Linked DNA regions of Homo sapiens: region 2 is linked to region 1. Evidence: read pairs that join two places in POLR2A ChIA-PET (ENCODE). Cell type or tissue: A673. All regions are shown on one strand. Links, peaks and the distances in the headings refer to the core of each region. The heading gives the core; the rest is flanking DNA. Region 1 overlaps CSNK1G1 (casein kinase 1 gamma 1). Region 2 overlaps CSNK1G1 (casein kinase 1 gamma 1).

Region 1 (12,353 bases), core at 3,820-8,819:
ATTTTATTTTATTTTATTATTTATTTATTTATTTTTTTGAGACGGATTCTCGCTCTGTCACCCAGGCTGGAGTGCAGTGGCACAATCTCGGCTCACTGCAACCTCTGCCTCCTGGGTTCATGCCATTCTCCTGCCTCAGCCTCCTGAGTAGTTGGGACTACAGTCACCCACCACCACGCCTGGCTAATTTTTTTGTATTTTTTAGTAGAGACGGGGTTTCACCGTGTTAGCCAGGATGGTCTCAATCTTCTGACCTAGTGATCCACCCACCTTGGCCTCCCAAAGTGGTGGGATTACAGGCGTGAGCCACTGCACCCGGCTGCCATTTTATTTTTAAATACCCTCACAGACCTGAGTACTCAAGTAATGGGGACTGTCGTGCTAAATGTTGAAAATAGGCCCAAGCCTAGAGTCAGAATAGGGACCAAAGAAGATTTAGAACTCTGGCAGTTTGGGAAGGATGAGGTGGGAGAACTGCTCGAGCCCAGGACTTCAGGACCAACCTGGGCAACCTAGTGGGACCCTGTCTCAACAAAAAATTAAAAATTAGCCAGGCGTGGTGTCACACGTCTGTAAGTCCCAGCCACTCGGGAGGCTGAGGTGGGAATATTGCTTGAGCCTGGGAAGTCAAGGCTGCAGTGAGCCATGGTTTGTGCCACTGCACTATAGCCTGGGTGATAGAGTGAGACCCTGACTTAAAAAAAAAAAACCAAAACTGGCAATTTGGCACTATATACTAAAATATTAACTATGCAAGCATTTGACTCAGCATTTCCTGTTTAAGGAATTAACATTCAAGATATGTTTACCGGGCAGGGCATGGTGGCTCACGCCTATAATCCAAGCACTTTGGGAGGCCCAGCGCGTCAGGTGATCTGCCTGGCCAACATGGTAAAACCCTGTCTCTACTAAAAATATAAAAATTAGCCGGGCACGGTGGCGCATGCTTGTAATCCCAGCTACTCCAGAGGCTGAGACAGGAGAATCCCTTGAACCCGGGAGGTGGAAGTTACAGTGAGCCGAGGTCGCGCCACTGCCCTCCAGCCTGGGCGACAGAGTGAGATTCTGTCTTAAAAAAAAAAAAAAAAAAAAAAAAAAAAAAAAAAAAATTTACAAACATGCCCAAAAATATAGGCTTAAGGATTTTTTTTTGTAGTATTGCATGCCTATTTGTCTAGATGCTTTTATTTGCCAAGAGTAGAATCCCAGTTCAAGCTCACTTGAGAGAGGGAGAGGAGAATTTCTTGGCTCACAGAACTGAGAAGTCAAAAGCATTCTCACTTCAAGCCATCCAGATACAGGACTAATAATGTCCTTGGTCCATAGGTATGTGATACATTTGCCTCTCTTTTTTTCTCACCTCTTCTTTCTCTGCATTAGCTTCATTCTCAAATAGGCTTTCTCCATGTGGTGGTCCCTGGCAACTCCAGGCTGAGCTGCTTTCAGTTTAGCGATCAGGGAGAGAGAGAGAGAGAGAGAGAGAAAGAGAGAGAGAAAGAGAGAGAATACTCCTCCTTCTCTATAGTTCCACAAAAGTCCTAGAGTTGACTCTTGTTACATGAGAGACATGGCACCCATTCCTGAGCCAGTTTTCCCAGGCAGGCAGATAGAGTATTCTGAGTAATTGGGCTTGTGGCATCCTCGGGATGTCAGTGGGAGATGGGTTGCCCCCACTTTAACCACATGAAGTAACACTGGGGAAATGGTACTTTCCACTGTAAGAATAAGGTGGTGTTATCAGAAGGAACAAAAGGATGCAGACCAGGCAAAAGCAATAGGTGTTCACTATAATATATATTTCTAATTAACACATGGAAACAGCATGAATGCCCATCAGTAGGGGGAAAGTTAAACAGATATGTTACATGGTGGAATACTATTATACTACTATTAATATGTAGCTATTAAAATGAATAAGGTAGGTCTATATGTTGATAAGAAAAAATATCCACTCTGTAGTATTTTTCTTTTTCTTTTTTTTTTTTTTTTTTTTGAGACAGAGTCTCACTCTGTCGCCCAGGCTGGTGTACAGCGGTATGATCTCAGCTTACTGCCAACTGCTGCCTCTGAAGCTCAAGTGATCCTCTTGTCTCAGCCTCCCAAGTAGCTGGGACCACAAACACACACCACCACACCTGGCTAATTTTTTGTAGTTGTGGTAGAGACAGGGGTTTCACCATGTTGCCCAGGCTGGTGTTGAACTTCTGAGCACAAGCAATCCACCTGCCTTGGCCTCCCAGACTGTTCGGATTATGGGCGTGAGCCACCATGTCTGGCCCATGCTATAGTATTAAATTAAAAATGAAGTTGCAGTACACTGTTCTTAATCATGTGCCTTTGTGGTTGTGAATACTTTTTCTTTTTCTTTTCTTTTTTTGAGACGGAGTCTTGCTGTGTTGCCAGGCTGGAGTACAGTGGCATGATCTTGGCTCACTGCAACCTCCGCCTCTGGGGTTCAAGTGATTCCCCTGCCTCAGCCTCCCCAGTAGCTGGGAATACAGGCGTGCGCCACCACGCCCAGCTAATTCTTTGTATTTTAGTGAGACGGGGTTTCACCAGGATGGTCTGGAGCTCCTGACCTCGTGATCCACCTGCCTCGGCCTCTCACAGTGCTGGGATTACAGGCGTGAGCCACCGTGCCCGGGTGTGAATACCTTTTCTTTATATGCTTTTTACTGCTTTTGGTTTGCTGTTATGTTTGGTTGTCTAAAAATGGGTAATATAGATATCCATGCTATATCTGTCTGTTTATCACTTTTATAATTTAAAAAAGTAATGCCCCAGGTGGTTCCTGTTCAAGACCAGGGACTGGAATTGACAAGGCTTGAGAACCACAGAGAGGTGGACAGGAAAGGTGAAAAGATAGTGTTTGTGGAGCTGATTTTAAAATAATGGGGGAGAGGGCAAGAAAATTTCTTAAAAATTAAAAATAAGGGAAGCCAAAAGGGTGAGTAGGACAAATCAAGCTGCCTGTGGAGCATAGTGGGGGATTTATGTACTGGAAAGGTGATAAAGAATTGGTGGAAAAAGAAAATGTTAACCAAAAGGGCAGGACATAGGGTTTGGAAGAGTTGGGTTGGGGAGCATGGAGAATAATTTTGGCAACAACACAGATGAAAAAGAACATTGAGAGTAAGAGAATGTAGGCAGCTTAGTGTAGAGAAGAGAACAGTGAATCTGGAATTGAGAGATTTGGTTGTATTATTTGGGAACCTAGGAGATTTCACACAATATTTCTCAGGGTTTTTATTTCATCTGTAAAATGGGGTCTTTAGTACTTCCCCTGTTTTTCCTTACAGGATGACCATGAGATTCAAGTGTGGTAGGAAAAGACTACTTAGGTGAAGAAAAGACCGTGTATTTCCAAGTTAAATGGGACCAAAATAAAGAATTTGTTTATAAATTGAGAGGGAGAAGATAAGGGTAGGAAGAAGTTACTGGACTTCCTTTCATATTAGATGATTTAGATGTCTCATTTTTTTGGTCATTTAATCTGTTTGGATGGGCAGGTGCTGTTTTGAGAGAGGAGAAGACATTTGTTTGTGTGTAGTTTTCAGTGCTGTTAACTGAAATAAGTAATTCTGCATAGTTGTTTACCTACATATGGGAACAGCAAGATAAACTGTAGATATCATTTACAATCATCATGGAAGATTTAAAATACACAGAAGTCAATGTAGAAATATTGCAACTCTGAATTTACTTGGAGTATTCATACTTGTGGCTTGCCCAGCAGAACTGTCTTTTAAAAGTATTCCCATGAAATGTAAGCAAGAACTCAGAAAAATCAATTGTGTTAGTATTCGTGCACATTTTAAATCCACTGAATTTGCTTTGCTCTGTATGTATTGTGTGTATTTCAGCATTTTGAGGAAAGCATTAGGCATTCCAAATGGAAAACTCAAGTGCCATCGCACTGAGTTGTAGTTATTAATTTACTTAGTACTTATTTTAACCATATCTACCATATGCTTGGACCAGTGCTAGGTGCTGACATACAAAAAATTAACACACAGTAGTTGCTGTCTTCAAATAGCCTTCTGTTAGTAGGGAAGACAGACACATGGATAAAGAAAGTGTAATGGGACTGGGGCACGATTGTCAGGAAGGGGATCACTGTACTTTGGGTAACCTCATTTTTTCCTTTTCATTCCTTCTAGCTGCTTGCTAGAACCTTCTTGACTTTTTAGTTGTTAATTGTTCAGGTGGATTTTAAGAAGAATCAGGTGTATTTTCTTAGGTTTTGAGGCAGATTTTGAAATTCAGTAGATAATCCATCTTTTTATCTTAAATCACAGGAACTACAGTACTAAGGAAGGTGGAAAAATGTCAAATACTGGATTTTTTAATCTCATGAATTTACCATCTGAGTAAAGTTAGTCTGTTAGTAACTGAGCTGAGCTGAGTTAGTCTCCTTTTTTTTTTTTGGTTTGTTTGTTTGTTTGTTTGTTTGTTTTGAGACGGAATCTTGCTCTGTCACTGGGCTGGAGTACAGTGTTGCGATCTTGGCTCACTGCAGCCTCCACCTCTTGGGTTCAAGCGATTCCCCTGCCTCAGCCTCCCTAGTCTGGGACTACAGGCGTGCACCACCACGCCCAGCTAATTTTTTGTATTTTAGTAGAGACGGGGTTTCTCCATGTTGACCAAGATGGTCTTGATCTCCTGACCTCGTGATCCATACACCTTGGCCTCCCAAAGTGCTGGGATTACAGGCGTGAGCCACCACACCCAGCCGAGTTAGTCTTTTTGGAAAGGGAAAGGACTTTACTCCTCTGCCCCTACCCACCTCCAATACACAACACACTTTTACCTGTTTTTATTTTGGGCCAGGCACAGTGGCTTACGTGCCCAGCACTTTGGGTGGCCAAGGTGTTACCAGATGGAAAGTCTTGACTGTGAGTTGTCCAAGTTCTTGGTGCCTTGAGCAAAGAATTGAACAAAACGCACAAAGCAATGGAAGACGAAGGCATAGATTTGTTGAAGTGAAAGTACACTCCACAGAGTGGGAGCGGGCTTGAGCGGGTGGCTCAAGAGCCCTGATTGTAATGTTCCTTGGGGTTTTTATTGAATTAAAAGAATATGGTAAGCCGGGAGCAGTGTCTCACGCCTGTAATCCCAGCACTTCGGGAGGCCGAGGCAGGTGGATCACCTGAGGTCAGGAGTTCAAGATCAGCCTGGCCAACATAGCGAAACCCCGACTCTACTAAAAATATAAAAATCAGCTGGATGTGGTGACAGGCACCCGTAATCCCAGTTACTTGGGAGGCTGAGGCAGGAGAATCAGTTGAACTTGGGAGGCAGAGGTTGCAGTGAGCCGAGATCACGCCATTGCACTCCAGCCTGGGCGACACGAGTGAAACTCTGTTCAACAACAACAACAAAAGATCATGGTAACACATCTAAGTACCTTTAGGGGCTTCTGATAGGTTATGCCCTATGTAAATGAAGGATTCTGCCCTAGGCCAATCAGAGGCAGGATTCTGTCCAGGACCAGTCAGAATCAAGATTCTGCCCAGGACCAATCAGAGGCATCTCACCTATGGCATATATGCAGATGAAGGTCCCAGAATGGACCAAAACCAGACATTCCCATTCCTGACATAGGGGAGGGGAGGTTCGGAGAGGGATGGGCCTTTGGCCTGTTATGACTTGGTTGTGGACAGGTGGGGTTTTCCTCTTAGTCCAATTCCAAGAAGGCAGCCATAGGTTGGCCTTAGGTTTACTGTTTCCAGACCCTATTCTCCTGCCTCAGAGGCAGGTGGACCACTTGAGGCCAGGAGTTTGAGACCAGCCTGGCTAACATGGTGAAACCCCAGCTCTACTAAAAATGCAAAAATTAGCCAGGCATGGTGGTGCATGCCTGTAATCCCAGCCACTCGGGTGGCTGAGGCAAGATAATCGCTTGAACCCAGGAGGTAGAGGTTGCAGTGACCCAAAATTGCACCACTGTACTCCAGCCTGGGCAACAGAGCAAGACTCTGTCTCCAAAAAAAAAAAAAAAAAAAGAAAAGTGTATTTTGGATTCTATCTACTATAGAAGAAATCTGTCCTCTGTCCTGTCTTGGGCTTTCTTTTCTGACTCCTTTTGGGTAAATAAAATGTTAAGCCTGCTTTAAGGCTCAAGGCATTCATAATTATGTGTATGTAATAGAGACACTGTTAAAGCTCAATGTCTGTGGCTCGGAAATGTGAAATTATTCCTCTTCTTTTGCCTTTCCTCACTGCCTCTTCCCCCACCATACAAATTTGAGCTCGTGTTAGCAGCCTATGTTTGGCAGTATTCCAGTTCCCAGGAGGCCTTTAAACAAGATGATTGTAAAACATTTTTCATTACAGGACAGACAAAGTAATCCTGTTTTCTTAATTCTGGGCCTAGCTGTTTTTGTTATTAAACCAGCATTTTGAGTAAATTCATATGTTTAACTGGTTCATGTTGCAAAGAGACATTTTTCAGAGTCAGAGACATGAGAGGGATTGTTTGTTCTTTTTTAAAAAAGATATACTACGTATTATCTCATATCTTTGTAATAATGCATTGTTTCATGGGTTTATTCTCAGAGTTTTAAAGGCTATGCTTCCATTTTTCCCTTTCGTTACTTACAATGGAATAACATCTCATTTATCTGCCTATTTCTGATTTCTTGCTAAGGGTACATGTTTAATATTATTTTCTTTAATGATAATTGCCCATGTATTATAATAATAATTGCCTGATCCCTCAGAAACATTACAGAGCATTTAGTAGTTGTGCTAGAAACTATTACTATTGATGGGGCTGAGAAGAGAATTAATTTAATTTGGGAGAAAAATTATTCTATTTTCTTTAAACATTAAAAAATAAACTATATAAACAAAGCAAAAGAATGGGCTTGCCAAGGTTGTTGTCCTTCATAGTTAGGTAATTTAGTTTTTAAAAAAGAATGAAAGACTAATTATTAGGCAATAATAGGATCAAATTACCAAAACCTTTGAGGTGGTTCTATTTCAGTTCTCAACCTGATGTGCATTTTAAAATATCTCTACTTAGAGTAGTTAGGGTTCATAATGTGTTGTAGATTGTTTTTAGATAACAGCTTGGATGATAAAAGAAGCCATTTTCCTTGAATTGGTGTATTTGACTCAAGTTAAACTTCATACAGACTGAAAATTAGCTCTAGTGTTCTACATTCATTGCCTATTCTGTGCAGCTTGATGTACGTGTGAGCCATATGTCTGGCAGGGTTTATAACATCATGTTATTGATGATGGAAAGGCTCTTTCATAGTACTAAGAAAAATATACAAGATAACATATGTACTGTATATGTAACCTTGCAGTTTGGTTTATAAGAGATTTAACCTGTAGTTAAAGGAAATATAATGAAATCTATTGGAAATCCTTCAGAAAAGTAAAATTCAGTAGTCACTTCTTTAGTTTCCAGGTTTCTATGCAGTTTACCAATTTAGGAAGGGGAGACCTCATTAGCACATTATTTCCAGAGCAGATGAGAGATTATAAAACTATTAATACCTTAGTTTCCAATATACCATTGATCAAAGAATCCAGCACATATCTTCCTTGCCTGAGTCTCCCACTTCCTTTCCATTCCCTCATAATTATTTATAGAAAGTACCTGTTTACCGCATGTGTACCTTATGTTGCACTTAAGGATCTGCCCTTCTCCCCAGCCTCATTAAAGGATTTCATAGCATAATGTTGATTAATTTAAAATTTCTTAAGCAGTGGATTAGAGATGGCTCTGCAAAAGAAGAATGAAATATACAGGATTTTTTTTTTCATTTAAATGCAGCCCAGCTGATAAGCCGTTACTGTGTGGTAATCTCTGACCAAAGAGACAGACTTTCTTAGTGTGCTTGTGTTTGTGTCTTTTACCACCAGCACAGACCACTTTATGGGCACTCCTGCGAAAAACCAGGCTCAGAGTAGAACTTGCATGGGGAGCTTTCTGTACAGATAGTTCTAATAAATTACAGCTACATCTCCCAAAGAAACTTTTATGCTCAAAGGTATATTTTCTGTAAGAAAATAACTAAGAAACTTTAAACAGAGAAATCTTTTTAACTTGCCTTAAAATTCTTTCCTTCAAAAGGTATTGAGTCCAGTTGTTTTGATCTGAAATAACTTCTGAAAGAGACCTGTCACTGTATTCTGAATCCTTATATTAATCATAAAACAAAGCAAAACCCTTTATTTCTACTCTCTAGATATAGTGTTTTTCAGCTGAGGTTACACATCAGAATCACTTGTGGAGCAATGTTTGCTTCCACTCCTAGAAATTCTGACTCAGTAGGTAGGAGGTGAAGTCACTGCATCTCATTTTGGGTTTTTTTTTTTTTTTAAGTTTTAAAGATATTTCTGATAGATACACTTCCAGTTGAGTTTCACTACCAGCTTATATTTGAATTGGTGCCACACGTTATTTCATAAAATATGGAGGTGAGTTTCATTCATAGTTCTGTGGCTTTACAAAGAGGAACCCAGAAGGTAGCTAGAAGGAAATCCTGGCCATAAGAATTTGGATTTTGAAAGGAACCAGTCTAAACCCCCTCCTCTTTTTTTTTTTTTTTTTTTTTTGGTGGTGTTGTTGTTGTTATTTCTTTATTTCTTCTAAGGAGAAAAAAAACGGGATACATGTGCAGAATGTGCAGGTTTGTTACGTAGGTACATGTGTGCCATGGTGGTGTGCTACACCTATTGACCCGTCTTCTAAGTTCCCTCCCCCGACCCCCCATCCACCAACAGGCCCTGGTGTGTGTTGTTCCCCTCTCTGTGTCCATGTGTTCTCAATGTTCAACTCCCACTTATGAGTGAGAACATGTGGTGTTTGGTTTTCTGTTCCTGTGTTAGTTTGCTGAGGATGATGGCTTCCAGCTTCATTCATGTCCCTGCAAAGGACATGATCTTGTTCCTTTTTATGGCTGCATAGTATTCCATGGTGTGTATGTACCATATTTTCTTTATCCAGTCTATCATTGATGGGCATTTGGGTTGGTTCCATGTCTTTGCTATTGTAAATAGTGCTGCAGTAAACATACATGTGCATGTGTCTTTATAGTAGAATGATTTATATTCCTTTGGGTATATACTCAGTAATGGGATTGCTGGGTCAAGTGGTATTTCTGGTTCTATATCCTTAAGGAATCACCATACTGTCTTCCACAATGGTTGAACTAATTTACATTCCTACCAACAGTGTAAAAGTGTTCCTATTTCTCCATAGCCTCTCCAGCATCTGTTGTTTCCTGACTTTTTAATAATCACCATTCTGACTGGCGTGAGATGGTATCTCATTGTGTAAACCCCCTCCTCTTTACAGATGAATAAGCTAACCCAGAGAGGCTAAGGAATGTGCCAGAGTTGAAAGCAGAAGCAAATACTAGATCTAAGACTCTGACTTGAGCTTTTTCTACACTGGTATCTCGGACCTTGACCCTCTCCTAGAAATGCTTCAAAACCACTCAGTGGTCTAGAAGTTGCTTTGAGCATCCCAAAGCCTGCCAGTGTGTTGTGAGGTCTCAGGGTACTTAATAAAACCAATAATGCAGCGAGCAGGAACTCTTAATTCTTCCAAGTTCCTAGGTAGGAGTAATGGGTGACATTATAGTTAGAAATTGTAGATATTACTCAAAATCCTTTTGTGACTTCATTGTAAACATGGAAACTTCTGGCAAAAGATAATCTAGATTTGATACTAAGGATTATTAAGAACAAGATCAGTTGTCTCATTTAAACTGAACCTTAAGTATTGGCAACAAGTGTAGGAAATTATGCCAATATTATATTTCTAAGCAAGCCTGACTTTTAGCTTGTACTTTAGAAAGAGGATATTATGCCCAGATTTGCAATTTAACCAACGAATGGAGTAATATGTTTATTAATTAGGATTAGAGTTGGCTGCTTTTTAAAAATCCAAATACAAGTAGCTCAGTCAAGGTGGAGATTGATTTTTCTTTTTGATAAAAAAAATCCAGAGAGAAGAAAAGTCCAACATTAGCATGGTTACTCCACAGCCATCAGGGACTTAGGTTCTGTTTTTTGCTCCATCTATTCTTGGCACTACTTTACATCGTCAAGATGTCTGGTGATTCTAGATGGCTTCTGGACCTTTCATTCTAGCCATCTCTCTTGAAAGAATTTTTTTAGAATTATACACTCAGTGGCCAGGCACGGAGGCTCATGCCTGTAATCCCAGCACTTTGGGAGGCCAAGGCAGGCAGATCACTTGAGGCCAGGAGTTTGAGACCAGCCTGGCCAACATGGTGAAATCTCATCTCTACCAAAAACAAACAAAAAAAAAATTAGCCATAGTCTGTAGTCCCAGCTACTCAGGAGGCTGAGGCAAGAGTAAAACTAAAAACAAAATTAGCTGAGTCTGTAGTCCCAGCTACTCAGGAGGCTGAGGCAAGAGAAAAGCTTGAACCCAGGAGGCGGAGGTTGCACTGATCTAAGATCATGCAACTGCACTCCAGCCTGGGCAGCAGAGCAAGACTCTGAATAAAAAAAAAAAAAAGAGTTATACACTCATTTCTGCTTCCATCTCATTGGTCTTTCCTAATTGTCAAGGGAGACTGGAGTTATAACTGGGCAAGTTGCTATTTGCAACAATTAGAAGTTCTGGGCCAGGCATGGTGGCTCATGCCTATAATACCAGCACTTTGGGAGGCTGAGTTGGGTGGATCACTTGAGGTCAGGAGTTCAAGACCAGCCTGACCAGCAAGATGAAGCTTCGTCTTTACTAAAAATACAAAAATTATCCAGGCATGGTGGCAGGTGCCTGTAATCTCAGCTACTCAGGAGGCTGAGGCAGGACAATGGCTTGAACCCAAGAGGCGGAGGTTGCAGTGAGCTGAGACCACGCCACTGCATTCCGGCCTGAGCAACAGAGCAAGACTCTGTCTCAAAAAAAAAAAAAAAAGTTATGTTATTTTAAAAGAAGGGGAGGCTGGGCGTGGTGGCTCACACCTGTAATGCCAGCACTTTGAGAGGCCAAGGCAGGCAGATCACGAGGTCAGGAGATCGAGACTATCCTGGCCAACATGGCGAAATCCCATCTCTACTAAAAATTTAAAAATTAGCTAGGTGTGGTGGTACGTGCCTGTAATCCCAGCTACTTGGGAGGCCGAGGCACGAGAATCACTTGAACTCAGGAGGTGGAGGTTGCATTGAGCTGAGATCGTGCCACTGCACTCCAGCCTGGCAACAGAGCGAGACTCTGTCTCAAAAAAAAAAAAAAAGAAAAGAAAAGAAAAAGAAAAAAAGAAGGGGAGAGGCATCCCTGTAATCTTAGCACTTGGGAGGTCAAAGCAGGAGGATCAGTTGAGCCCAGAAATTCAAGACCAGCCTGGACAACATAGTGGGAGCTCATCTCTGGAAAAAATTTAAGAAACTAGCCCGATGTGGTGTCATGTGCCTGTGCTCCCAGCTGTTTGGGAGGCTGAGGCAGGAGGATTGCTTGGTCCCAGGAGGTCGAGGCTGCAGTGAGCCATGGTCATACCACTGCCCTCCAGCCTGGGTGACACAGTGAGACACTGTCTCAAAAGAAAAAAGGAGAGGGAGAATGGATATTGGGCATGCAAACAACAGGCGCTGCCACAACCTGCTTTGAAGAATATAATATTTATATTAGGAAAATAACATTTTAGTGGCATTAAATCCTTATATAGGACATAAATTTAAAAGATCCCCAAACTGCATTTACCATGTGTCTGATTAATAAAAGCAGTAAATCTCTAGGACAGAGTGTTCTGCTTTGGATGTCTCAGCAGGAGTCATTGGAAACAACTAGTTGGGTTTTATATATTTTTAAAAAGCTGAAAAATGACTTCTTCAAAACAACCGGGAAAAAAAGACTCTTTGGGGCCTGGTGTGGTGGCTCACGCCTGTAATCCCAGCACTTCGGGAGGCTGAGGCGGGCGGATCACCTGAGGTCAGGAGTTTGAGGCCAGCCTGGCCAACATGGGGGAACGCTGTCTCTACTAAAAATACAAAAATTAGCTGGGCGTGGTGGTGTGCACCTGTAATCCCAGCTACTCAGGAGGCTGAGGCAGGAGAATGGCTTGAACTCGGGAGGCGGAGGTTGCAGTGAGTCGAGATGGCGCCAGTGCACTCCAGCCTGGGCTACAGAGTGAAACTCCATGTAAAAAAAAAAAAAAAAAAAAACACTTCAAATTAAATCCTTTTCTCTTTTGGAGATAGGGAGAATCAAGACAACAACAAAAACAATTGAACAGATATTTATTGAACTAGCAGGAGTAACATATGTTAGAGGATACAAGCTAGGAATAAACATATTTAAAGAAAATGTTCAAGTTGTTTAGGATTTAGGCCGGGCATGGTAGCTCTCGCCTGTAATC
Region 2 (12,353 bases), core at 6,553-11,552, 56 kb after region 1:
GTCATTCTAACATGTAGCCAATGTTGAGAACCACTGTACCAAGCGTGGTCTGATTCAAACATTGTCAGAGCTTGAAGGATGGCCGTACCTGTTCCCAGCTCCCACCCCATTCTCAATTCACCTTTGTGGCTATTACTTTGAAGGCTAGAAGTTTAGCTTTGGATTTAATAGTATACTTTGAATGCAGTAATCAAATGGGCTTTAGTTTTATGTTATGCCCTATACAGGTTTATCTTTTGAACCCATTCATCTCATCTCATTTTGGTAAATGTGTATACTAATTGTGTATGTGAGTGTGGTATTTGTGTTCTGTGTGTAAGATATGGGCTCATTCACACAGAGATTTCAATCTGGTGTATTCTGTATTGGTATAATCTAACCTCTAGAATGTAAGGAGAGTTTAAAGTCTTGTCATTTAGCAAAAAGGACAAATGTGCCTCTTTGCCACCAGCTTCAGGTTTGGACCTTCTAAAAGATGTAGAAAGCATAGGGGAGAAATTATATTTGACCAGATGTCATCCCGAAGCTCATGGCTTAGGGCATTTAGTGATTTCATGGGCTATCAATCCATCTTGCCCAGAGAACTGTCAGGGCCCAGCCATGTGTTATTTTTCTTGGCCTTTGCGTGTGGGGGCAAGGAAAGGGTAGCCCTGTGTCCACCTGGTTGATCATTTTCATGGGAAGAAGTCACAGCTAGAGAAGCACGAGGTGTTCCAAACAGCCCCTCATTGCACGCAGCTGTGATGCCATTTGTTCATGCAGCCTGCTTGTGGGGTAGAAGGGGATGATGCTTATATTGAGACACACCTCAGTACTGGGGAGACCATGTGAAACCTTCACTTTCAGGCTTTTGATTTTGGGTTCCTCACCCAGCTTGTTTAGTGTAAAGGTGGAAAGAAATAACAGGGTCTTAGGTTTTGTTCTGTGTACAAAACGAACATGTGAATTCCCTTTTTCTCTAGCTCCAGGACATATGTCCTTGTTTATGGTTTAAAGGGTGGTGAGGGCAGGCAGCTTTTTGGTTGATTTTTGTTACAGTAAGAATACAGGAATTTTTGGTTATCCAGACTTTAGCTATAATTTAACAAATGTGAACCTCATTTCTCCTGAGCATTAACAAGAGTAGAATTTAGGTCCTTCTCTGGTAGTTATACCTTAATACAGAGCAGTGACCCTCCTTCCTCTGATTCATCTTCTAATAAGATAAAGTAAGTGTCGCTTAAACCTTTTCTCCCTCTCTAGAGGAAGAGCTAACTGCTAGCTGCTTTGATCAGGCATGTTGGACTTGCACAAAGGCTAGGGACTTTCTTTTTCCCTCAGAATATTTGAGAGGCTAGCTTAATATTGCACAGTAAGACTTCATATGGGAACCAAAATGGTTCACCCCTGGTGCTTGATTGAGTTCTTACAGGCAGGGTCATTTGCTCTTTCCCCTGCTGCCTTCCTAGAAGTTGCCCAGGAAAGCCCACCCTGGAGCTCCTACCAACTCTTTCTGTTTTGCCTTACCCCTGAGATCCAGCTCCCACCTTGATGCTTCTGTCAGGCTCCTGTCCGAACCCTCCACTTTAACGTGGGGACCAAGTGGCCTGGGCCTACTCAGCCTACCTTGACAGAAGAAGAAACTAAACACAGACACATACTGCATGTTTGCATGGCTCACAGGGAGTCGCTTCCATTTCACCTCTGTGGACTAATATCTCTCTCTTTCTCTCTCTTCCTTTCTGTGTTTTTCTCTTTATATACTCTGTAGCTGCCTGAAAATGCTCAACCTGTGGTGAGTCCCTCTCTCCAGTCCATTGCAAGGGGAGTGGACCAGACTAGGCTGGGACTGGCAAAGCCAAACAAAATGCCTTAGGAACATTAAATAGCTTCCATAGGACTCCTTGTGCCATAACCACCCTGACTGGGGATCTAGATCCATAAGGTGGGGATGGGGCAGGCCTGTACCCAGGAATTAATCTATTCCTTCTTTCAAACCCATCTTATCGCTGTCTCCTCCTGCCATAACAGTATCCCACAGTATCCAAAATTATCTATTTTTAGCTGAGTAAATTTTCTCCCAAATTAATACAACCAGATATGGAGAGGGACAGAAGTAAAAGGGCAAGATTACTGTATCAGTTTTTATGTAGCAGTTGTGTTTACTCACAGCCGCAAGGATAGTGAGTTGTTGCTGGATAATCTCACATTCTGCAATGTGGTCTCTAACCTGGAAATTGGCTGCTTTGGGAAAATCTGACTTTTTGATTCAGCTGGCTCTTCCCTCTGTAGAGTAGCAACCTCAAAAAAGGGGGAGCTCCTTCAGGGAGAGGTGGATGTTTTGTTGTTGTTGTTTTGAGAGTTGTTTTGTTTTTGTTTATTGTCTTTTTCTTTATTCCTATGTGAGAGTTTAGTAGGCCAAGGACTGACTCAGCTAATTGATATATTGGAGCCTGTCTTTTCCACTCCTGGAAAAGGTTCCTGGAATGTATTTTTAGGAATAACATGGAGTTTATGGAAGGAGAAGCCCTCAAGAATCCATGTGTGGTGAGGAACATTCTTGCTACAAGACATAGCCCCTTCCCCTGCTCTCTTGCCTGTGACCTTCCAGGTACTCCTGAACTTGTTGGTCTGTTGCAGTCTGGAATTTTAACTCTCCCACATTGTCCGCACGCATAAAGTCATGCTCTATATGGAGGTAACAGCCTGCTAGTTTCATGACTGCCATGTTTCTATTTGTCTTCAGTGACTGGGTTGGGCACTGGTTTCTGAACCCTAACTATCTAAGCCAGATTGCCTACAGGGGCTTCCTCAGGGACAGGAATGTATTAAAGAAAACAACTGGGTTTTGTGGAGGTCAGATTTATAGTCTTAGGGGATCAAAGAATACCTTTGGCTATTTGTTTTGCAAACATGTGTCTGTGTAATCCGACATTGTGGTGGTCTATTTTTTCCTGTGAGGTGTCAGTCACATGATCCTTACTGCAGATACTTGAGGGCCTGCTATATGCTTATCCAACCCTGTGCTTGGAACTCTAGTGGGGTGGGGGGTGGGGTTACAAAATTTGCCCCAAAGAGCTTGGGTACCATCTAGCTGAAGAGATCAGACATACACATGAAAGGATAAGGAGTTCTGCAGGACATTGAGATTACTGCCCTTGAGAGGCTGAGGGGCCAAGAGGTCACCATGGACAGGATGGTCAAAGAAGTCCTTGTAAACACTGTAGGACTTGAGTTAAGTATTAGAAGAAAGGAAGAATGTACACATATGGCAGAGAAAAGGAACATAGCAAGGGAATAGCTGAAGAGAGAGGGCCAGGACATAGTAAGAATGCCATATGGAAAAGGTAGTGGGTCAGAGGCCTGGGGTAAGAGCACTAGATGGCTTTGAGAGTAGGGAGATTTGGATCGATTTTGACTCCAGCATGTTGAGAACTTCTTGTCATCTAAACAGTCAAAGAATCAACTGAAAGGAAACCTAAGCCATGAGGTGTCCACCACCTGCCTTCATTCTCTTCTGAGAGGAACACATCTGAAAGTCAATCAGTGGACTTGGTCTAGAGTCTGACCCAGTTTAATAGATCCTGTTGCTAGTAGTCACCACAGACACCAAAGAGTTGAAGAACAGATTGTGGGGCCTGCTTTCTTGTAGGTAGAATCATTAAAAGCCTTTGCCACTGCTGAAGCTTTAACTACAATAACTAGCAAAGATAAATCCAGGGCTCTAAATTTGAAATATTCCAACTCCTTTGAACCATAACTCACACTTCCTTTTAGTTAGGTGGGTTCAGCATTGCACATCCAGTTATGATATGCTTGTAAGCAGGCATTAATTCTTATGGCTTGCCTTGGAGGAGGTAAAAGAGAAGTCATTGTACAATTTGAAATGGACCTAAACAGTATTGTAAACTTTTTTTATTGCTTTCTTAAAAACACAAAATCATCATCTTAGCATCCTCCAAAAAGATTAAGAATAGAAGTTGACTTAAAAGTTAGTAATACCTGTGAAAATCATGATTCAGAAGAAAAGAGGTAAGTCTATTGAAATAGAGATTTAATTTGCCTCTTTTATTGTTAATTTCAGGACATTCAACTTGGAAAATGTCCATTTCTAAAGCATTACGTATAGAAAAACACTATTTGGGCCAGGCATAGTGGCTTACACCTGTAATCCCAGCACTTTGGGAGGCCGAGGCAGGTGGATCATTTGAGGTCAGGAGTTCCAGACCAGCCCGGCCAACATGGTGAAACCCCGTCTCTACTAAAAATACAAAAATTAGCCGGGTGTGCTGGTGGGCACCAGCTACTCAGGAGGCTGAGGCAGGAGAATCACTTGAGCCCTGTAGGTGGAGGTTGCAGTGAGCAGAGATGGCGCCATTGCACTCCAGCCTGAGCGACAGAGTGAGACTCAGTCTCAAAAAAAAAAAAAAAAAAAAAGAAAAGAAAAGAAAGAAAAACACCAAAAAACACCATTTGTTCTTGAATTCTTATCCAGGGTTTCCACTGAGGATTATTTTTAACAATCAAAAATGTTGGTCACTTTTATTTAAAAGAATTTAGTTTCCAAATACATATGACACTTTGCTTAGTGATTATATTTGCACCCATTAATAGTACCTCACAAATGTCATTGATACTTTCAGAGAAAATCTTTCCAAAGACCCTCTTAAGAAAGTCCTATTTCTAAAATTTTCATGTTTGATTCATTCAGATATGATTAAAGCCCATCATGGTCTGTGTAAATGTTTCTGCATTCTTAGAAACTTTCTCCAGTTTTTTATAACTAGTCCATTGGATGTAGGAATGCCAAAGAGTCTAACTAAAAAGAGAGGGAATCTTGGCTACAATGGAATACCTAGGGGTATGGGAAGTAAGTAATAGTCTTTATTTCCATATGAATATTGCTGGCTTTACACCTGCAATAATTAGGCAAGAGACTCAAAGATAGTTTTTTCAGAAAAGTTTTCTTTCAAGGATCTAGCAAGTCTGAGCTATGCTTCCAACTTTACTGCCCTCCATCATCCGGCATCTTTGACTCATCCACCACCTTCTGTCCCTTTCATTCTCATTCCCCATGTGTCAGCTCCCCAGAAAGGACATATCTTGTACACCTTGCCACAGCACTCATCACCTGCTTCTGGACTGCCTGAGCAAGAGTGATACTTCCTGTTCTAAAGACAGGAGTGAGGATGGGGGATACTCAGACTTTGGGATGTGCCAGAACTGTGGCTAGTCCCCAGGAAGCAGAACTTGGAGGACTCATAAAGGAGCCAATCCCACCTCCATCCTAAACAAGGCCAGTTCATAAACCCCATCTGGCACAGCAGCAGTCTCAGGAAGCTAAATTGGGGAGTGCCCTGTATCTCACTCCCTAAACTGGGGAGTGAGAGCATCCTGATGGTCAGCTCTTGGGCTGTGACAGTGGTCCCCTGCAAATGAAAAGGGGAGCTGTACTGATGTCAGGAGATGTGGCTCACCGTCATTATTAGAGTCAGGGCCTCTCCTGCCTACTTCGGTGGGTGAGGACAGAGAGGGGGATGGAGAGAATCCTTAATCCTTCATTGGTAACATCCTGAGATCCTCCTAGAGTTCCAGACATCATACTTATCATGGGATTTGTTTGCCTTATTTTAGCCTCCCTGCCCTCTGGCCAGTGAGTTGAATTAAATAATTGTGCCCTCAGTATCAAGGAGTAGACAATGTAGACTATTTTTATGCAGCCCTGAGGACCCCCAGTCATGACTCTTGATAAGGTGAGGCATCTGGGTTGGGTGCTAAACTATGAGCCTTCTTCACCCTCCTTCCAGTAATGCCTATTTCAGCCCTGCCTAGCCTGCACCATCTTGATAATTAGGTAGGATGACTGCAGATTGAAATCAAGCAGCTATTTCCTTTGGCTTTTCTGGCAGACACTGCCCACTGCCTCCAGTGCGTGCACTGTAGATGGTGGGTGGTCCCTATGGGTGGGTGCTAGGGGGAAAATTCCACCCCTGCAGTAAGCAGAAGCAGGCAGAAGTCTGCTGGAAGCTGCAGGCCTCCCGCACTGACTTGCAATGTTCCTTGTGCTCCAGGTGCTGCTGTTTCTTTAAGAGGAAAAGGAAGAAGACTGCTCAGCGCCACAAGTGACCAGTGCCTCCCAGGAGTCCTCAGGCCCTGGGGACTCTGACTCAATTGTACCTGCAGCTCCTGCCATTTCTCATTGGAAGGGACTCCTCTTTGGGGGAGGGTGGATATCCAAACCAAAAAGAAGAAAACAGATGCCCCCAGAAGGGGCCAGTGCGGGCAGCCAGGGCCTAGTGGGTCATTGGCCATCTCCGCCTGCCTAAGGCTCTGAGCAGGTCCCAGAGCTGCTGTTCCTCCACTGCTTGCCCATAGGGCTGCCTGGTTGACTCTCCTTCCCATTGTTTACAGTGAAGGTGTCATTCACAAAAACTCAAGGACTGCTATTCTCCTTCTTCCCCTTAGTTTACTCCTGGTTTTTACCCCACCCTCAACCCTCTCCAGCATAAAACCTAGTGAGCTAAAGGCTTTGTCTGCAGAAGGAGATCAAGAGGCTGGGGGTAAGGCCAAGAAGGTAGGAGGAAAATGGCAGACCTGGGCTGGAGAAGAACCTTCTCCGTATCCCAGGTGTGCCTGGCAGTATGGTTTCCTCTTCCTCTGTGCCTGTGCAGCATTCATCCCAGCTGGCCTTGGGGTTCAGGTTCCTTCTTCCCTCCCTCCTGTGAAGTTACACTGTAGGACACAAGCTGTGAGCAATCTGCAGTCTACTGTCCCTGTGTGTTGGCGTTCTTAGCTTTTTTGACAAACTCTTTTCTCCAGGTAGTAGGACAATGAAAATTGTTCTAAGCAAAGGAAAGAAAACTGACTTTGTTGCACTTTTAGTTTTTTTAAAAAAAACAAAAACAAAAACATGGCAGATGCATATTGTGTCTGGTTATATTGGGGGTTTTACTTTTACCTGTTTTGAGGGGGATGGGGCCGGCCAAGCCATTCAGAGAGAACATGGGTCCAGAGGACATTCTCAGTGGAAAGAGTTTGATCTGCAGCACCCAGAAGAGAAGCCAAACTCGGTGTCATTCTGAGTGAACACTCAGGTTGGCAAGAAAACATACTTGAATTTTCATTCATCTTCTCAGCAGCTGAAGAATGTCCCTACCAGAGCATCTTGACCTAATCAGCTTACAGTTTGAAAACCTAGCTCTCCAGAACATGAGATGAGCCAGCCGAGCCAGACTGTGACCAGGAAACAGCTCATCCCAGAGAAGGAGATGCTTAACAAAAAAAAATTGAAATTGTTTCCCATGCTGCCAGGGACTTCCAACTAGATAGCCATGTGACGTCCTGGTGACTTGGGGGAAAAATTAGTGATGAAACAGCCACCACCATATTGCCATTAGTGGAAAAAAAGAGGACAGTGAACCTGCCTTCCACCTGCCAGAGGGACCTCAGGGTGTGGCATTATAGGGCCAGGAAAAGAAAATCGGTGTATCCTATCTGCCCCAATAGCTGAGCTGTAGCATTTGGGCTGGCCTGCCTTATCAGAAACCAAGCTTATGAAGATCTTCTCCCAGCAGGTCCATAGCAGTAGGCTTAGGATGCAGTATATGGGGCCGCATTTAAAAGGAGGGAAAGATTGTTTGGTGCTGGAACATTCCAGGGAAAAGGAGACTGGAATGAAAGGTCTGAAATTATCTTCTCAATTGGACTCCTTCCAGAAAGGTGGCCGTGCCTCTAAGCATGTTTTTCCCAGTATGCCCTAGGCCTCCCCCCATGGTGTTTTCATATGAGGTACTACTGTGAAGGATCTGGTTCCTCATTCACTGTTTGACAAGTCTTTCATGTGTGGAGTTACTCTTCTCATGCCCAATTTTCATTTGAGTTTAGTGGCTTAACCAAACAATGACTCCTCATTCCAGCGGTGACAGAAGAGAAAGGGTCATTTACATCAGGAAAGAGGTCTTGTATCTGGGAGTAGAGAGCTAACCATGGAGCACAGTGGCTGGTGGGTGACTTAGTCTGATGGTTTGTGGACCATAGAAGTCTTCACCTCTGGTTTGAGGTGCAGGGCTGTCTTTTGTACTGGAGGGTGTGGGGATATTTTCTGATAGTTGCCATTTCTTGAAAAATTCCCTTGATGTACCTTACACAGAGCAGAAATAACATTAACATGGATCAGAGGTACTGGGCTTCATCTGTTCCATTGGACCTTGGCTAGGGAATATCATTTCACTGGCATCAAACCTGCTTAGCTTATGAAAAGATGGTAATATGTCATTTCTATAAATGTTTCTATATATGAAACATAAAGTGGCAGGGAGATACAATATCACACCCCTTCCCCACAAGGACTGTGAATATTGGGATTTATGTCCTTGCCATTACCTAGTGGTTACAGCCCTATCACTAAAATTTACATCGTTTCTCAGTTGGGATTTGGGCATTGCTAACTTACTGTATAGAAAGTTTAACTTTTCCTCACCCCTGTATAGAAAATGCCTTGCCTCTCAAGAGAGGGCAGAGGGGGGGCCAGGTGCAGTGGCTCACGCCTGTAATCCCAGCAGTTTGGGAGGCCAAGGCAAGTGGATCATGTGAGGTCAAGAGTTCGAGACCAGCCTGGCCAACATGGTGAAACCCCGTCTCTACAAAAAATACAAAAATTAGCTGGGCATGGTGGCATGCTCCCGTAGTCCCAGCTACTCGGGAGGCTGAGGCAGGAGAATCACTTGAGCCTGGGAGGCAGAAGTTGCAGTGAGCCGAGATCGCACCACTGCACTCCAGCCTGGGCAACAGAGTGAGACTCTGTCTAAAAAGAAAAAAAAAAAAGGGCAGAGGGAAATGGTGGGAATGCCTGGAGCATCCTGGCACTCTATACTCTACTGAGTGCCTCTCTTCAGCCCCTCACCCTGCTTCCACACACACACACACAAAAGCAAAGGCACTGACCAGCTTGGCTGCAGGGCAAGCTGCCTTGCAGCTGGATTTGCGACTTTTTTTTTGTCTTAAAATTTTTACTGGATCAGTTGTAGGGGACTGTACTTCCTAAGACACTGTTCTCACCTTCCAACCTCACAAATCTCTTACTAGATATTTGGTTTTTATAACAAGGGTAAAGAATCCCAGGTCCCTTTAGCATGCAGAGTAATGGTGATCCCTCCAGAGCCATTGGCACTTCAAAGTGGTCCCAGACCTGGGAGATTCTGGTGGGATCTTCCTTAAAAATAAGCAAAAAACCTGAGTACCCTAGATGCAATTGGCCATTTGTTTCAGGCCCATCAGCGAATCAGGGCTCCCTCCTCAACCCTACTGCTACAGTTCCTTAGCTGTATGCCTCAGCCAGATCCTTGGGGTTAGGGCATGCACTCGCTGACTGTCCCCACCCATCCACTTGCTCTGTAGTTTCTGAGCTTTCTCCATTTCACAAGTATGGTGCCTAACGATCTTTTTCTTTAGGATTGATGCAGTTGTTTTTCCTGAAAGCTAACTCAGCATCTATTCATAAAAACCCTTAATAGTATACATTAGGAGTTTTCCCAAGCTCTACAGTCCCTCAGACATTGCATCCTAAACAGATTTGAGGCACACAGGCCAAGACTCCACCAAGGCATAAATGGTCCCCCCTACTCCCTTTTGACCAGGGTATCACTTGTGTCTCTGCAGTAAGAGTTGGTCAAGTTGCTCTACGCACCTTGGTGCTTTCCAGAGATCTCACTCCAGACTGCCCCCAAGGGTGGATAGAGTATCCTGACAGCCAGTGTGCACTCATGACTGCCTTAATTAACATTCTTCTGCTATTATGGAGCCTGTCCAGCAATAAACAGGGTCTAGGAAGGTACAAGATTAGCTTCCAGTTAAAATCCCATTTTATATTGGAATGCATGAGCTACAGATGACAGCAGAGATCCTGAGGTTTCTAGACATGTTGATTGTCTCTTTTTTCTAAATGAACTCCAAGTACTTAGAAAACAGTCCCTGTCCATCAGCCAGAAAAGGTGACCATCACCCCTAAAGTAATTTCCAAACTTAGTTCAGTGGGAAGATATGCTGGTAGTGCATATTCAGTGTTGATTTTCAGTGCTAGTAACCACTTTTAATGCCAGAAATATGTAACAATGATAATGTAACGTCAAAGTGGTTACTAAAGATTATAGCCTTAACTTTTTTATGTAAAAGATAAAATCCATTCCTCCTCCCAGTGAGCAAGCATGGCTTGCATTTCTCAAAAATGAGAACTTCCATGGCAGCCAAGAAAACGTCTTCTCAGAGGAACTTTCGTTTGATGCATCTCCCAAGCCCACATGCCTCCTGTGTTCCAGCCACCTCTTCCATTTCACATTTAAACCAGCTCTCCATTCCCATTGAGTTGCCCTAACAACATTGTCTCCAGTGTCAGAACCATATTAAGGTTCGTTTCTCAGATTGGGAGCCTGCAACACCATACAGCCAACATTGCCTTTGCCACGCCACTGCCACCATCCCCACCATTGCCCTATGGTGGGCAGATGAATTCCAGAAACCCTCAGGGAGCCAGGATAATTAGGCAACCCATCTGAATTGGCCACGTAAGTGACAGGCACTTATCTCTCGGGTTCTTGCTTTTGCAGACTCCAGGGAAGTCCTGTCTAGAGGTCGATGGCAGAGACTCCTAGTCTTTCCCATGAGGGGTTGATAGGAATCAAATTGGGATTCCTTTGGCTTTGGGTTTTGTTTTTTTGTTGTTGTTTTTGGTTTTCAGTTTGTTTTTTGGTGTATGGGGGGTGATTTTGTTTCTGAATAAGAAAAAGAAGAGGCAACCATGGCCCTTATGTGGGTTTATCCTTTTTGAGCAATGTTTTAGCCACAAGTAAGGAATCTTGAAAGTCTTTTGTCCAGCAAGCAGTCTTAAAAATGTTTTTCCTAACTCCTTTTGCAGGTGACTAAGTACAAAAAAATAGTTTTCTCATTGTATTCAAAATAGTGAGTAGGTTCCCTGGATAATACACAGTGGTAGTTGACATATTTTCTCAAAACACAACCAGAAAACCCACTTCCGGTATTTGTAAATCACCTTTCAAGGGAAAAAGTGAACACGTATTCCTTGTATTTCTAGTTTGATTACCAAACCTGATGTTACAAAGAAACCTCCGTTCTGTAGACAGAATTTCTTTTATTTTTCTTCTTTTACTCCTCACAATCACTTTCCCAGTGCCATCACCATCTATAAGGTCTCAGAGCAGAGGATTATTCATGGTAATAAGTGGGGGTGTGGTGCAGCCATTCCAGTAACACCCACAAGAGGACAGCTGTTCTGAATGTCCCCACCCACCCCTCTTTCAGTACAGGTGAGACATTTTCAGTTCATGAGCTCCAGACCAAATCCCAGGCCAGCCCTTGCACCAAAAGCCTTTTTTAGAAGGCTTATCAGTCTATTAGGAATGTCTCAGGAAAGATGAGCCATTTCTTTGGGGAGAAATATATTTACAGATGGAAGTGTGTGACTGCGTGTCTGTGTGTGTGTGTGGTGTGTGTGCGCACGTGAGTGCGTGTGTTCATCTATGTGCATTTCACTTCCATAAAGACCCAGCCCAAGCTGCTGGGAACCATGTGTTCCTGAGTATTCTCAGAGGTTAAACAAGTGACAAGTGAGCTTCTGAAATTAGTGTCTCAGCAAGCTGGCTTTAGGAATGAGCCCCATTTTATCAAGCAGAGAAAAAAAATAACAGCAGAAAAGATAAAGATAAACCAAAAATATATACCCCCCAATGGAAAATAATGTTGATTCAGCAATTCCCATAGGATGTATTACATGCTCTAATTTATTATATTATTATTTATCTGTCTTTGATCTTTGCCCATTGTACTCTTAAAAAGATGTTGGGATGTTGATTGCGATTTTTAAACAACTAGATAATGTATAAATCAGCAGTGGAAATCAGTTTTAATGTGTGGATGTGTCTGATTATTGTTAAATGCCTCTTTTTTTACTTTTTTTTTTTTTAGATGTATAATGTTTCATAAACCCTGGCACTGGTCACAAAGCTCAGCTGTGAAAATGAAATTTGTAGTATTTTTAAACATGAATGTCAATTTCAAGTGTATTTGAAATGGTTCCTCCAGGAGAGATATTTGTGCACCATTAGGAAAATCTTCTCTGCAGAGGAAGTAGCCTTCTTTGGAGAAAATGGAAAATGGGTTCTGATATGTGATCTCAGAGTAGCCCATTTCCTAGGGCACCATGGAAAACACAAATGTGATCTTTAAGTATACCTCTTCCCCAGTTTGGGGAGGAAAGGACTCAGTTTGCACCCTTTTTGTATGTAAAATAAAATGTCTTACCTTTCTTGGCTACTTCTGCTTGTTTGGTTGGTTGATTGGTTTGTCTGTTTTTAATCTCCCTC

The links. Peaks named below come from ENCODE experiments on the same cell type or tissue, not always from the same donor. Only the 100,000 strongest peaks of a DNase experiment are listed, where the experiment ranks them.
Region 2: POLR2A ChIA-PET joins it to region 1 with 6 read pairs; 10 of 35 experiments call an interaction of 5 or more read pairs at or near these places.

Annotation. Positions count from the first base shown.
Region 1 is chr15:64,218,659-64,231,011 of GRCh38, reverse strand. The region is part of intron 4 of CSNK1G1 (casein kinase 1 gamma 1); the gene reads left to right. Among named protein-coding and RNA genes, the nearest start is that of PPIB, 62 kb to the right of the region's middle. In A673, for the core only: no CTCF peak of the experiment used is centred there; a DNase peak (open chromatin) is centred at 6,251; H3K4me3 peaks cover 330 bases; H3K27ac peaks cover 1,467 bases.
Region 2 is chr15:64,165,683-64,178,035 of GRCh38, reverse strand. CSNK1G1 (casein kinase 1 gamma 1) reads left to right here. Exons shown (of 12, transcript NM_022048.5): 12 at 6,051-12,353. The coding sequence ends at 6,105. Among named protein-coding and RNA genes, the nearest start is that of PPIB, 8.8 kb to the right of the region's middle. In A673, for the core only: no CTCF peak of the experiment used is centred there; no DNase peak of the experiment used is centred there.